Linked DNA regions of Mus musculus: region 1 is linked to region 2. Evidence: chromatin contacts called from ENCODE POLR2A ChIA-PET data. All regions are on one chromosome and are shown on one strand. The core of a region is the stretch at or near the end of the contact, and the rest is flanking DNA. Distances in the headings are between cores, read along the strand shown.

The links. ChIA-PET counts read pairs that join two places held with the same protein, here RNA polymerase II (POLR2A).
Region 1: POLR2A ChIA-PET joins it to region 2 with 26 read pairs in embryonic stem cell. The contact joins the promoter of Med6 here to the promoter of Map3k9 in region 2. POLR2A ChIA-PET finds 5 or more read pairs at or near these places in 3 of 5 experiments (Patski and embryonic stem cell).

What each region holds. Positions count from the first base shown.
Region 1 is chr12:81,592,845-81,599,278 of GRCm38, reverse strand. It overlaps Med6 (mediator complex subunit 6), which reads left to right and starts at 4,271. Exons shown (of 8, transcript NM_001347384.1): 1 at 4,271-4,339. The coding sequence starts at 4,318.
Region 2 is chr12:81,776,873-81,783,122 of GRCm38, reverse strand. Map3k9 (mitogen-activated protein kinase kinase kinase 9) reads left to right here and starts at 1,953. Exons shown (of 11, transcript NM_001174107.1): 1 at 1,953-2,633. The coding sequence starts at 2,249. It overlaps Gm46366 (a long non-coding RNA gene), which reads left to right. Exons shown (of 3, transcript XR_001780649.2): 2 at 99-159; 3 at 574-1,103.

The DNA.
Region 1 (6,434 bases), core at 3,022-5,521, 190 kb after region 2:
ACTGTTGAACTCTAGGAGTTTATTATTGTCCCAAAGGCCATCATACCATCTGTTCACTTTTACAAGCATTAGCTCAATCAACAAATGTTGCTGAGCACCTTCTGCAGAGGAGAGCCTGTCAGTTACTAAATAATTAACAGGCCAGCGCCCCCTTACCTCAGAAGAGCTAGCTGGCTCTAAATCTCAGCCTTAAAAAGCTAAAGAACCCCTGGTCTATCGGATGCCTTACAAACCTATACAAAATAAACAGATCTTCATTTTCATCTACTCACTGTTGTTACTCCTAAGTTGATTAGTCGCAGCTGGTTTTATAAATCAGTACCCTGAGAGAATGCCTCTGTCTTCTTCACCAGGGTATTAGTCACTATTGCTTTTTAACACTGTCCTCTAAATATTTCAGTTCAATCATTTGTATTAGTGTAGACACCATTTAGTTTCCAATGACTTCCTACTTAGATTCCCTGACTTGAGTCTTATGACCACTTCAAACACTTAAAGCAAGCATCTTTCTAAACCAAAGTTCAATCACATTTATCCTGTTGCCTGTTGCCTGTTGTCAAAGACAGGCTCTGTCACCATATGGTAAACCCAATGGGTGTCAGTGGTATAGCCACTGACAGGGGTCTGCCCAGACATGGACCAGGGCTGCTGCCTGTGGCAGCCAGCAGTTAGAGAAGAGAAAGGGGGAAAATCAAACACTTACACGCATGCGCACACGCACACACACACACACACACACACACACACACACACACACGGGGGGGGGGGGCTTGGTGAGTAGAGCAAGCTCCAACATACATCCACACAAGCTTTGATGGATGGAACAGAGCTCCAACACATTCCCACACAAAATTTACACACATATATACATATATATACCTATATACATATACACATATACAAAGCATTCATATATACACATAGTTGGTAGGTAGAAGGAACAATGTTCCAACAACTTTATTCTTTCTCCCATGGCTTATATGTCCCAGCAAAATCTTTCAAGCATTATAAAATTACAATGTGATTACATTCTAGTTTTCTTCTAGTGAATGACTTCCCCAATACCTTCATAAGAAATAACATTACAGCCGGGCATGGTGGCGCACGCCTTTAATCCCAGCACTCGGGAGGCAGAGGCAGGTGGATTTCTGAGTTCGAGGCCAGCCTGGTTTACAAAGTGACAGAGAAACCCTGTCTCAAAAAAACAAAAATAGAAAAAGAAAAAGAAAAAAAATAACATTACATAGTACAGGTAAACAAATTACGGAGCTGGAGAGATGGCTCAGCAGCTAAGAGTACTGAGTGCTTTTCCAGAGGGCCTGAGTTCAATTTCCAGCAACTACATGGTGGCTCACAACCATGTATAATGGGATCTGATGCCCTCTTCTGGTGTGCCTGAAGACAGCTACAGTGTGCGCATATATATAAAATAAATAAATAAATCTTAAAAAAAAGCAAATTATTCCCAAGAACTCACAAACATTTGTAACTAAGCAACTTATTATAGATTACATAGATTAAGTGTGAGCAAGCAAAGTAGTTTTCTCAGCCAGTTTCTCTTACTGGCAAACAGCAATTTGAGGTTCAAAAAAAGGGGGGATTAATTAGTTCATTATTTATAAAAAGTAATCTTATAAGAATCTTAAAAGAATCACAAATCTAAACTTTTACATAAAAATCAGTGATATCTACTTTAAATCCTCAGAATTAATATACTCATCAGCAATTCTTATTATACTTTTACGCAGAATGCACATATTCTCATCAGTAATCCTATTAAATCATATCAGGACATTGAGGGTAAAAATGAGTATAAGAAATCAGCCACCACCAGCCAGCCTCAGTGAGACTCACGTCAGCCAGGGCTGCCATTGTTCTTGTTCCTTGGCCATAAAATGTTCCTAGGTTACCTTATAAGAGTGTGCCTTTCTGAACTTCAAATTGTTACCTAAGATGTTCTACATCAGAGCCAGTAGCAAAAACATCTCAACCTAGCTTCACTAACAATTTTATTTTTCCAAATATTTTCTAAGGGTGGTGGTCACTGCTGACAATCTATATCTTTAAGTTCTTTCTAGAGTGGTAACTATATCATTAATCTGCTCCAGCAGTAATGCTTGATAAAGAACAAGCACTATTATTGTGAGGGACAGAGATACTGTCCAGTGAGGGGTGGAGTTGCCCTTAGAGTTTTCACAGTTCCTAGATTAAGGGGGCAGTGAGGGCAGCGAGCGGAGCAGAGCTCCTAACAGCATGAAGTCCTCAGGACCTGTGGTCCTCAGGGCGGTGCCACACCCAGGCACACCAATCGTGAATGTTCTAACCTGTGGGCTGCATCACATAAAGCTATTTAGCTATATCCTATAAAACTTGCTGTTTCCTGTTGAAACTGTCCACATAAAAACAAAAGAAACAAAGAAACAAACCAAACAGAAAGCCCTCTGGCAGGGCCCTCGCCAGGCTGCAAAATACAGTGAACTTCTCCAGTCTGGCTTATCATACGTTCTGTGTGTTGCCACAGCCTTTCCTAATCTTCTAAAGACATAAGGAAACAAGATCAGTGAAACAAAACCCAAAAGCTTGCCTTTTCCTGCTGAAACTATCCGAATAAAAACAAAGAAACAAACCAAACAGAAAAGCAGAGCAGTTTGGACACACTTCTTTGTCATTTCCGGTATAAAATCCTAGTTCACAAATTGAAGTGAACAAGAAATATGTTTTCTCTGGATGTGGTGGCCCACACCTTTAATACCAGCACTTGAGAGGCGGAGGCAAGTAGATCTCTGTGAGTTCAAGGCCAGCTTGGTAGCCTAGTCAGCAAACCAAGTTCCAGGACAGCTAAAAAATCTTGTCTTGAAAACCAACGTGTGTGTGTGTGTGTGTGTGTGTGTGTGTGTGTGTGTGTGTGTGATGTATTTATTATGCTGAGAATTTAAAATGTGGAATTCTTTGATCTGTGAGTCGAAAAGTCCCAGTTAAATTAATGGTTCTCCTGCCTTGTTTGTGGATTCTGGTTACATGCTGGGGGAGCCTAGGTAGTCCTTAGTTTTGTGAATTTAGGTTCCTTCCTTCAGGTTTTGGGGTTCTCCTCTCAGTTTCTGTATCTTGTTTGTAAGCATCTCCATCATTTTGCTTTTAGAAAACCACACTAGAGACAGAACGTTCTGTTGTGGGTTTCTATGGCTTCCTCACATCACAGAATTGTTCCCTGCCTTCAAGTGTTTAGACACTACTCAAGGAATTCCTCTTCTCTCTCTCTCTCTCTCTTTTTTGTTGTTGTTTTTTCGTTCCTTTTCTCTCATTTAAAAATTTTATTTATTGATTTATTTATTTATTGATTTATTTATTTATTTATTTATTTATTTATTTATTTATTTATTTATTTATTTATTTTGAGACAGGGTTTCTCTGTATAGCCCTGGCTGTCCTGGAACTCACTTTGTAGACCAGGCTGGGATTAAAGGCATGCGCCACCACGCCCAGTTCCTTTTCTCTTTTTAATCTTGTTAATAATTCACCCCTGAATTCCCTTCCTATCTCTTGAAATTTAGTCATAAAATGCTACAGGTTTTTAACTGGTTTAGGTTTTTAGTTGGTTCAATAACAGGAATAACAAAGTCTCTTGATTTTCTCTGCTTGAGATAAGGTGAAAAACGGAGCTCCTAAGTCTAACAGTTTGTTTTTATACTCATGAGGTTTTTAAAAATACTGTCTCTGTGTGTAGTCCAGGCTGGCCCCAAATTTGTTATGCACTTGGCTCTGCCTCCTGAGAGATGGGATTACAAGTGAAAGCCTTGGTTTAGAGAATTTTAGAATGTTAGTAGTGAGCACGAGGCAGCGCTCTGTTTAACCTCTTTACTTGTAAATGAAATTACTTTCCCCACTGTTTGGGCCTAACGCTTTGCTTATTTTTTGTTTGTTTGTTTTGTTCTGGCTCTGTTACTACAACCTCTGCCAGCTGCAGTTTGGCATCTAAGCGAGGGGGTCATTCTTTATCTTCTTACTCCACAGGTCTACAGGCCCCGCCTTCCCTGCGCCATCCTTCTGCGTGTCCCAATCCCCTCCCCTCCCCGCCGCCACCCTGTGACACGCCTTCTTCTTTCCCGCCCGTGTCCAACGACCAAAGCTCAACCCGGCTCCACCCACTTTAGGTCTCATCCCCGCCCCCAAACACTTTTTTTTTTTCCTGCCGCCGCGCTCCGCGTGAATACTTTTGACCTCCCCGCTAACCGTACGGCCGGCAGCCTCCGCTTCCGTCGCGGTAGTCATCGCCTTTACTGTGCGCCGGAAGGAGGCTCTTATAGCGCTTTTGGAATTATGGCGGCGGTGGATATCCGAGGTAATTAATTTTATGCTCCCCTTACCAGATTGTGGTTTACTGGGGTTTCATAGCTTGCGGAAGTCAGCGTTACCCTCTTTTGTGAGGTCTCTCAAGTTCTTCTGAGTGGCTCCTGGATACCCTAAGGCTCTAATCTAACGAAAAGGGGTCGCGCTTTCCCGTTTTCTGACGAGTCTCTTTAAAAGGGTAGATGCGGAAAAACTAGAAACAATTTAGGGGTTTCTCTCACAATGCTGGGCGTTATGTCGGGGCGAAGGGATAGCTTTTCGGAAGAGAGAAGTGGAATAAGATAAGGGCTGATCCCACCTTATGGGTCCCCGGACAGAAATCCCCGTCTTCTTATTAATAATTTTAAATTTTAGCCTATAATACCTTTCACTTATCATTCATTCAGTGGTTGCCTTCGGCAAGCTGAGCAGTAGAGGTATATTTTCATTGAGTAAGAATAAATAAATGAATGGAGACTCAACCTCTTACTAGCTTCTTGGTCGGGTAGCATTTTGTTTAGCAGTTTGTTTTTGCTTGTGTATATTTCATTCTTCCTCTTGGCAATTTCATACATGTACATAGTGGATTGCTTATTACTTAGATTTGTTAGCGTAATTGTAATGTGTCTGGTGTTTAGAGGAATGGCAGAGAAGCTGGCATAGGGAGGAGATGTAGAAGAGAAGATCTGGAAAGATAAATGTGAGAGAACAGTCAACAGGGACGGCATATTCTGACTTTGTCTTTTTTTTTTTTCATTTACGCATTTCTTTACTAGATCATTTTAGCTGCTGACAGTAGTGTAAAAGTCAGGGATAGAATTAGAAACAAAAAAAGGAAAACAAAACGAAACCAGGGCTTTTCTGGGATGGACAGAAATTAGAGGTAGCTTGGAAGAGTGATGACTGCATTAGTGAGAAGGTTAAATCTGCTTGGTTTTTGGTATATTCTGTTTATGAAGTGATCACAACTTACCTTTTATTTTCAGACTTGACTTTTCATTTCAGTTTTTGTAGATGAATGTCCATGGATACATGAGGCTGTTTAAATTGATTGAGATCTGTGAATAATAAAGTAAGTCATACTTGCCTTGACCTTCAGGCATGGATTGGAAGCATTTAGTGATTATTATGCTCATTCCTGATGAATAAAAACTCACAATTTAGTGGGAGCAGATTATCTGTGATTCTGGTTATGGAATAAGAATTAGTAATAAGGGGGCTAGAGAGATGGCTTAGCGGGTTAAGAGTACTGATTGCTCTTCAGAGATCCTGAGTTCAAATTCCACCAACCACATGGTGGCTCACAACCATCTGTAATGGGATCTGATGCCCTTTTCTGGTCTGTCTGAAGATAGCCACAGTGTACTTGCAATTATAAAATAAATTAATTTAAAAAAAGAATTAGTAATAAAAGTATATAAATTTGCCATGAGAACAGAGAAAATGCCACCATTACTACTGTAACAGTTATTGGGTTACAGTGTGCCAAGCATTTAATGTGCATAATATTGTATGTATAATTATAGATCTTACCTACCTACCAATGGTTAGTTAATAGATATGGACATGAAATGGTTATGCCTGGTAATGGCAGAAAGATAAAACTTTTTTAAGGAAAAAGTTATCGTTTCCTAAAGCAGCTAAAAGAAATGTACATTTTATGGTAAATGGAATTGTTAGTAGGATTAGGAAATTTAAATCATAGTCGTGGTTTTCCCTGTGTTGCTCTTCATTAGCAAAGATGCCTTTTTCCAAAAACATTATTTCCTGGTTTTATATATTGTGACTTTACCCATATATATTTGTGTGTATACACACACACATACACACACACACACATATATATAAATGGTTGGTATTATTTTTGTTAATATACTTCATTTGTTCCTTTTATTTTATTTTATTTTATTTGGTTTTTCAAGACAGGGTTTCTCTGTGTAGCCCTGGCTGTCCTGGAACTCACTTTGTAGACCAGCCTGGCCTTGAACTCAGAAATCTGCCTGCCTCTGCTGGGATTAAAGGCGTGTGCCTAAACGCCCATCATTCCCTCTATTTTAAAACACACAAAGCATGATTTTTTTTTTAAAATTGTTTTAACATGTAACAAC
Region 2 (6,250 bases), core at 704-3,203:
TTTGGTGAGTGACTCTTCATGAGGCTCTAAGCACTTGCTGGAGCATTAAATATTTAAATTGAGCAGGGCATTCTTTTTTTTTTTTCTTTTACTCTTAGGGAGCCAGGACTATTCTCATCTGCTCCTCCAGGGAGAAGAGGTGTGTGGAAATGGCCACGCGTGAGTAGGGGAGAAAAATGACAATTCAAAAAGCTGCAATCCATCAATAATTGTACGACTTGAAGACCCAGTTAACATCCTCCTTTCCAGTTTTCATCTTTGTAAAACCATTCTCTGTGCTTGAGTGCTTTGCCTGTGTGCGCGCCATGTGCATTCCTAGTGCCCATAGAGACCAGTCAAGTATGTCATTTCCCCTGAAGTTACAGGAGGTGCCATAGTGGGGGATGGGAACGGAATCTGGGTCCTCTGGAGAAGTCAATGCTCTCAACCACCAAGCCATCTATCTCTACAGCCCCTCCAGGGTGTGTGTGTGTGTGTTATCTACTTTGTAAGACTCCTTTCTCACACACATGAAAATTTTATTAAATAAAATATTTGTTTAAACACTATTTTCCCTTTCCCATCCTCTTGTAGGCAGAGTGGCTTCTATCAAGAGAATCTATCCAGACTCACGCATGTATTTCCCAGTTTACTGACCCTCCCAGGAATTGAACATGTTAGACCCTCCTATAAACTTGACTGCGTTAGGGGATTTACTTCCGGATCTCCGTCCCCAGGACTGTCTGGATGCTCCTTGAACAGTACCATCTCATCCCTTTCCCAAGACCTTAAATGTGCACAGTGTCTCCCTTTACAATGTAGTCACAGCCCCTTGCAAATCACTGGATGTCCAAAACTAAAACACAGGAGGCTTTTCCCTCCACGGTCTTCACTTCAAGGATAAACAGATGGCACCTGCCCAAGGTCATGTAGCTGCCTCGCTATTTTTTCAAATTGCTCCAGTTTGCCTAATATTAAACTTCAAATTAAAATGAAACAAAAATGGTCTGGTGGGGCACATTGGCACACGCCTGTAATCCCAAGACTTGGGCAGTTGAGGCAGCGAGATAATGAGAGGCCAGTATGGCCTACCCAGTAAGATCTTGCTTCAAAACCACAAATGAGCAAATAAACAATGAAGTACTGACTCTTGTTACACAAATCACATCAATGCCTGTCTTGGAAATACAGTTTGGTAGTTACCATGGCTGAAATATGGAAGCCATTGCTATGACAGGCTTAAAAACATGTAAAAGAGGTTAAGGTCCTTGGGGGTGGTGGCGGCAGGTAACAAAAAGACATAGCATAGGTCAGCCCTTGCCCAAGAATGGCAGGCAGCACCCGCCTTTACTCCTTTAGTCTTTGGAAACTGGGTATCCAGTCACCAGGGTCCTAGATATAGCCAGTTTCACAAGGCAAGCGCAAACTAGCTGGTTCCGCATGACTTCCCGAGCCTGCGGAAGCCCCACTAGGAGACCTCCCCTTTCGGAATTCTAATAACAATGGCCAGGAACTTCTTCTTACAAAGATGAACACAGTCTTCATTAAGGCCAGCAGAGCAATCGAAAGAGTTCTTCCATCGCTAGCCATAAGGTTCCGGGGTGTGAGTGTGTGCGTAGCGGCGACAGTGGACGTAAGCTGGTCCCCGTGGCCAAATAGGGGAACAGCAGATCCATCTGAACCGGGAATTGGCGCAGCCCGTAGGACCAAACGGCGCGGACAAAAGACAGAGGGCTCCGCAGCCCGCTCGGACTGTCCGAACGCACGCTGGGTCTCACCTTCGGGAGCCACCCAATGAGGTCTCAGCCACCCTCAGGAGACGGACAGCCGCGGCGGGCCAATGGGAGGATGGGTTGGCTGTGGAGGCGGGCCCATCCTGGAGGCCCCGCCCCCGGGTCCGCAGGGCTGGGGCGGAGCCAGGCTCGCGTCAGGTGGTCCCGGGCGTGCGGGAGGCGGGGCGCACGGGGCGGGGAGGGGAGGGAGCGGCCAGCGGGCGGCGGGCACGGGCGGCACGAGCAGGTGGGAGCCGCCGAGGGGCGAGGCCGCCCGCGGGGGCGCCAGGCGGCCGGGACTGCGCCGCGCCCCTGTCCGCGGTGCGCGCTCGCGGTGCGCACCGGGCGTCCTCGACTCTCGCGCGCCCAGCCTGCTCGGGCCCTACCTGCGGCGGCCGTCGGGGGCGCGGAGCCCCCAGCGCTGCCGAGCCGCATGAACAATAGGCGGCGGCGGCTCCCGCGGGCGGCCGCCCCGCACCCTATGGACCAGCCGCTCCATGGAGTCCTCCAGATCGCTTCTCGGCTGCCTGGCGAGTGCCACTGCCGCCCCGCCGGGGGACGATGCCACGGGCGCTGGGGCCGAAGAGGAGGAGGACGAGGAGGAGGCGGCGGCCGAGCTGGGATCTCACGCCGCGCTGCCCTACTGGACGGCTGTGTTCGAGTACGAGGCGGCGGGCGAGGACGAGCTGACCCTGCGGCTGGGCGATGTGGTAGAGGTGCTGTCCAAGGACTCGCAGGTGTCCGGCGATGAGGGCTGGTGGACCGGACAGCTGAACCAGCGGGTGGGCATCTTCCCCAGCAACTACGTGACCCCGCGTAGCGCCTTCTCCAGCCGCTGCCAGCCGGGCGCCGAGGACCCCAGCTGCTACCCGCCCATTCAGCGTAAGAAGGCGGGCACCGGTGCCCGGTGGGGACGGGGGGCTGAGGCCTAAGGATGGGCGAAGAGCAGTCCCGAGTGGGGAGCGACTGGCCCGGGCATGGGTGGGCACTTTGGCTGCAGGGGCTTTAGCTGGTGCTACCCAGAAGCTCCAGAGTCGCAGGCCCTGCCTGGAACACCGGGCTTCTTCACCGTCATCTGACTCGCTCAAGTAGCAACTCTTGAAACCCTAGCAGGAGTCTCCTTACGTCCCAACCCCTTACCCCCCCCCGCCCCCCCCGCCCCTTGTGCCCCTCCAGATCTGGAAGGGTTTTGGAGAGCAGGTGGTTACTGTCACCAGTAACCTTAGTTCCCTAATCAAGGACCCGGCGGACCTTTTCTGTTTCTTGTCTCCGCCTCTTAAAGGTATTTGTCTAGAGAGGAGTGGAGGTGCCTCCCGCCTGCCTGGGCAGGTTCACAAGTCCCGGAAGCGTGTGTGAACTCAGGAGTCAGGTGCCTTTGAAATCTCGTGTTGGTTTCTTGGGTTCTCGTACTGTATTTCAAAGTTGTACCCTGAGGAATCTTGCCGAATATTATGTTAGGAAAGGTGTGTACAAGGGGAGGGGGCAAAGTTATGAGTGGAGAAATAATTAGAGGGAGAAAGTATGTCTGTCCCTCGTGGGAGTTCAGGATCAGCAGGTACAGTGGCTAAGTCCTTGTCCCATACAGCCATACTGTTCACACAACACATTTTTTTTTTCCACCCTAGATCCTTGCCTATATTTGGCATTGGCCAAATCTCAGGGGCCAGGACCAGGGTTCCCTCCCAGGGCCTTTCTCCCTGTGTCCTGGTTTTCACCAATTTCCCAGGAACCGTTCCATGTTCCTAGCAAAACCCACCCACTCTCTCTCTCTCTCTCTCTCTCTCTCTCTCTCTTTCTTTCTTTCTTCCTTTCTTTCTCTTTCTTTCTTTCGAGTTAAATTGCCATTGTAATTTCTTAATCACTTGTATATTCTTGATTGGTTTAGAAGATGGCAGTCTCTCTAAGTGCAGTTTATAGCGTTTAAGAATTTCCATAATTCCAGTTAGAAGGCATTCTTACATATATGGTAGCAGTTTGTTCCTTGTCTTATGTACTTGATTTAAAAAAGAGAAGCCATTACAAAGGGCTAACTTTGAGTGTTTAGTTTTAAATTTTCATCTATGATAGTTATCTGTTACTTATTTTTACATGAACAATTATTTTAATGAATAATTACATTACTTTAAGATGATTTTGAAATAGAATGGCAGCTTCTTGTTTTCTTCTTTTCCCTTTGGCCTTTTGACTGTCAAGCGATTCAGGTCTTTAGTTTTCCTTAGACATATCCCCTTTCATTCAGTTTCTTGTTTATACATTTTGATGTTTATAATGCCCAAAAATGGCAGGCAAGTTGTTTTAGATTGCTTTTGAGTGCTACAGATTTTTGGCAATGCTGGTAAGACAGAGACCAATGAAGGGGCCCAACATGGTGTTTGGAATTAGTGCTGGAGATGAGCTTGACCATATGTTGAAAGACATGAATAATCTGATATATTAGGAAACACAGTGTGTTGGTTTGTTTAGTTTTGGTTTTCTGAGACAGAGTTTCTCTGCCTAGTACTGGCTGTCCTGGAACTCGCTCTGTAGACCATGCTGGCCTCAAACTCAGAGATGTACCTCCTTCTCTGCCTTCTGAGCGCTGGGATTAAAGGCGTGCACCACTACCTGGCTACAGCATCCTCCAGCTGAGAGTGGGTGGAGTTCAGTGATGCTGTTTTAGGGACAGCTAACATGAGAATGTACAAGTTACGTGACGTTCATGAACAACAGCCTGTGTGGTTTCCTCAGCGTCTTGTGCTCCTGGCTGTCACAGCAGTCAGGAGCCAACATGACTTAGGTTAAAAGAACCTTTCCACGGAGTGCCAGACATGTCAACAGTGTGCTTCATTCAGAGATGAATCCCTGTAATGTGGCCAGGACTTACCTGTCATATGTCAGTGCATAGGGTGGATTCCTGAATCTGGATCCCAGATGGGAGGACCTTGTGCTTGTGGAAGGAATTCACTTGAGGAGCTTGGCGTGGAAAGCTCTGGTGAGGGTTCTACCTTCAGCTTACTTGTGACTGGCCTGCTTGAGAGCTCATGAAGCTCCAGTCCAAAGCTCTTTCCTCAGTAGTTGCTGAGTGGTGGCTACTAAGTATCAAGGATGGAAGGAGTAAAGGGAGGCTAGGAGTGAGGCTAGTCAAGGAACCATAACATCACAGTGGTGCTTTGAGAAGGCAGGAGTGTCTCACCTGCTTGCTCTTCCCACCAGTTGAGTTTGTGTCACTCAGAAAACAAAGATGATTGACAAGCTTGTCCCCCGGGATCAGGAGTAGAAAAGCCTGATGACAGGAACACGTCCCCAGAGCTGCCCTTTTGAACTTCCCCTCTGGGGCTTACAGCCTGTGGTAGGTTCAGAACTGTGAATGGAATACCTAAGTCTAGTCAAGCAGGGAGAGTCAGGCTTGGTTTTATGGTATTGTTTTCACGTGAAACTTTTGCTTCAAGCTTTATTCAGAATAGAAGGGGAAATTAATCTTTGGTCAAAGAAAAAAATATTCTCATGATACCTAAGCTATTTTACATTCTACTTTTAACCCCCACCTGGTGTAGGTACCAGGGGTTGGCTGTCCATGGATGACAAATCTATATAACCTGGGTGCCCTCTCATCTCTCAAACTTTGTAATACAAGGTGAAAAATATAAAGTCCTAGTTAGTCACCCATGGAGATACATAACTCTTAACATGTTTCATCTACTCTAGTGTTAGTCTATTTGCAACACAGAATTAAGGCCACTTAATTTACATTTGTTTTTCCTGAATTCCCTACAAATGTAAGGATGTATTTTTAGATATGTCTAAGGCTTGTGTGTTTATGTGTTTGTGCATATATATATGTATATATATATATATATGAATGGTGTGTGTACATGTGTTTGTGCATATTCATATATATATATGAATGGTATGTTCATATATTATGCTTTTATATATATATTATATGGTATGTGTACATATGTTTGTTCATATTCATATATATGAATGGTATATGTACATGTGTTTGTGCTTTTTCATATATATGAATGGTGTGTGTGTACATGTGCTTGTAATATCCATATATAGATGAATGGTATGTGTGTATGTGTTGTACTTATTCACATATATATGCATGGTGTGTGTATGTGTGTGTACATTGTCTGTACAGATGCATGCGTGCATGGAGGATGCTGGGTGTCCTCTAATGATCTCTGCCCTGTCACCTTGTGAAGGTCTCGCACTGAATCTGGAGATTTTCAGCAAGGCCCCAGTGATCCTCCCATCTCTGTTCCCTACCCTAGCACTGAGGTTACAGGTCTTTTGGCCATGTCAGACTTTTCCTGTGGGTGCTGGGGCTCTAAAATCAGGTCCTCAGGCATGCACAGCAAGCTCTCTTACCCCTGAACCATCTCCCTAGACTAGGTACTTTATTAATCTACTTTACTTTTTGAAACAGGAACTCAGTGCATCCCAAGCTGCCGTTGAACTTGTAATGCTCCTGCATCTAGCTCCTGAGTGCTGGGCTTACAGCTGAGTATCAC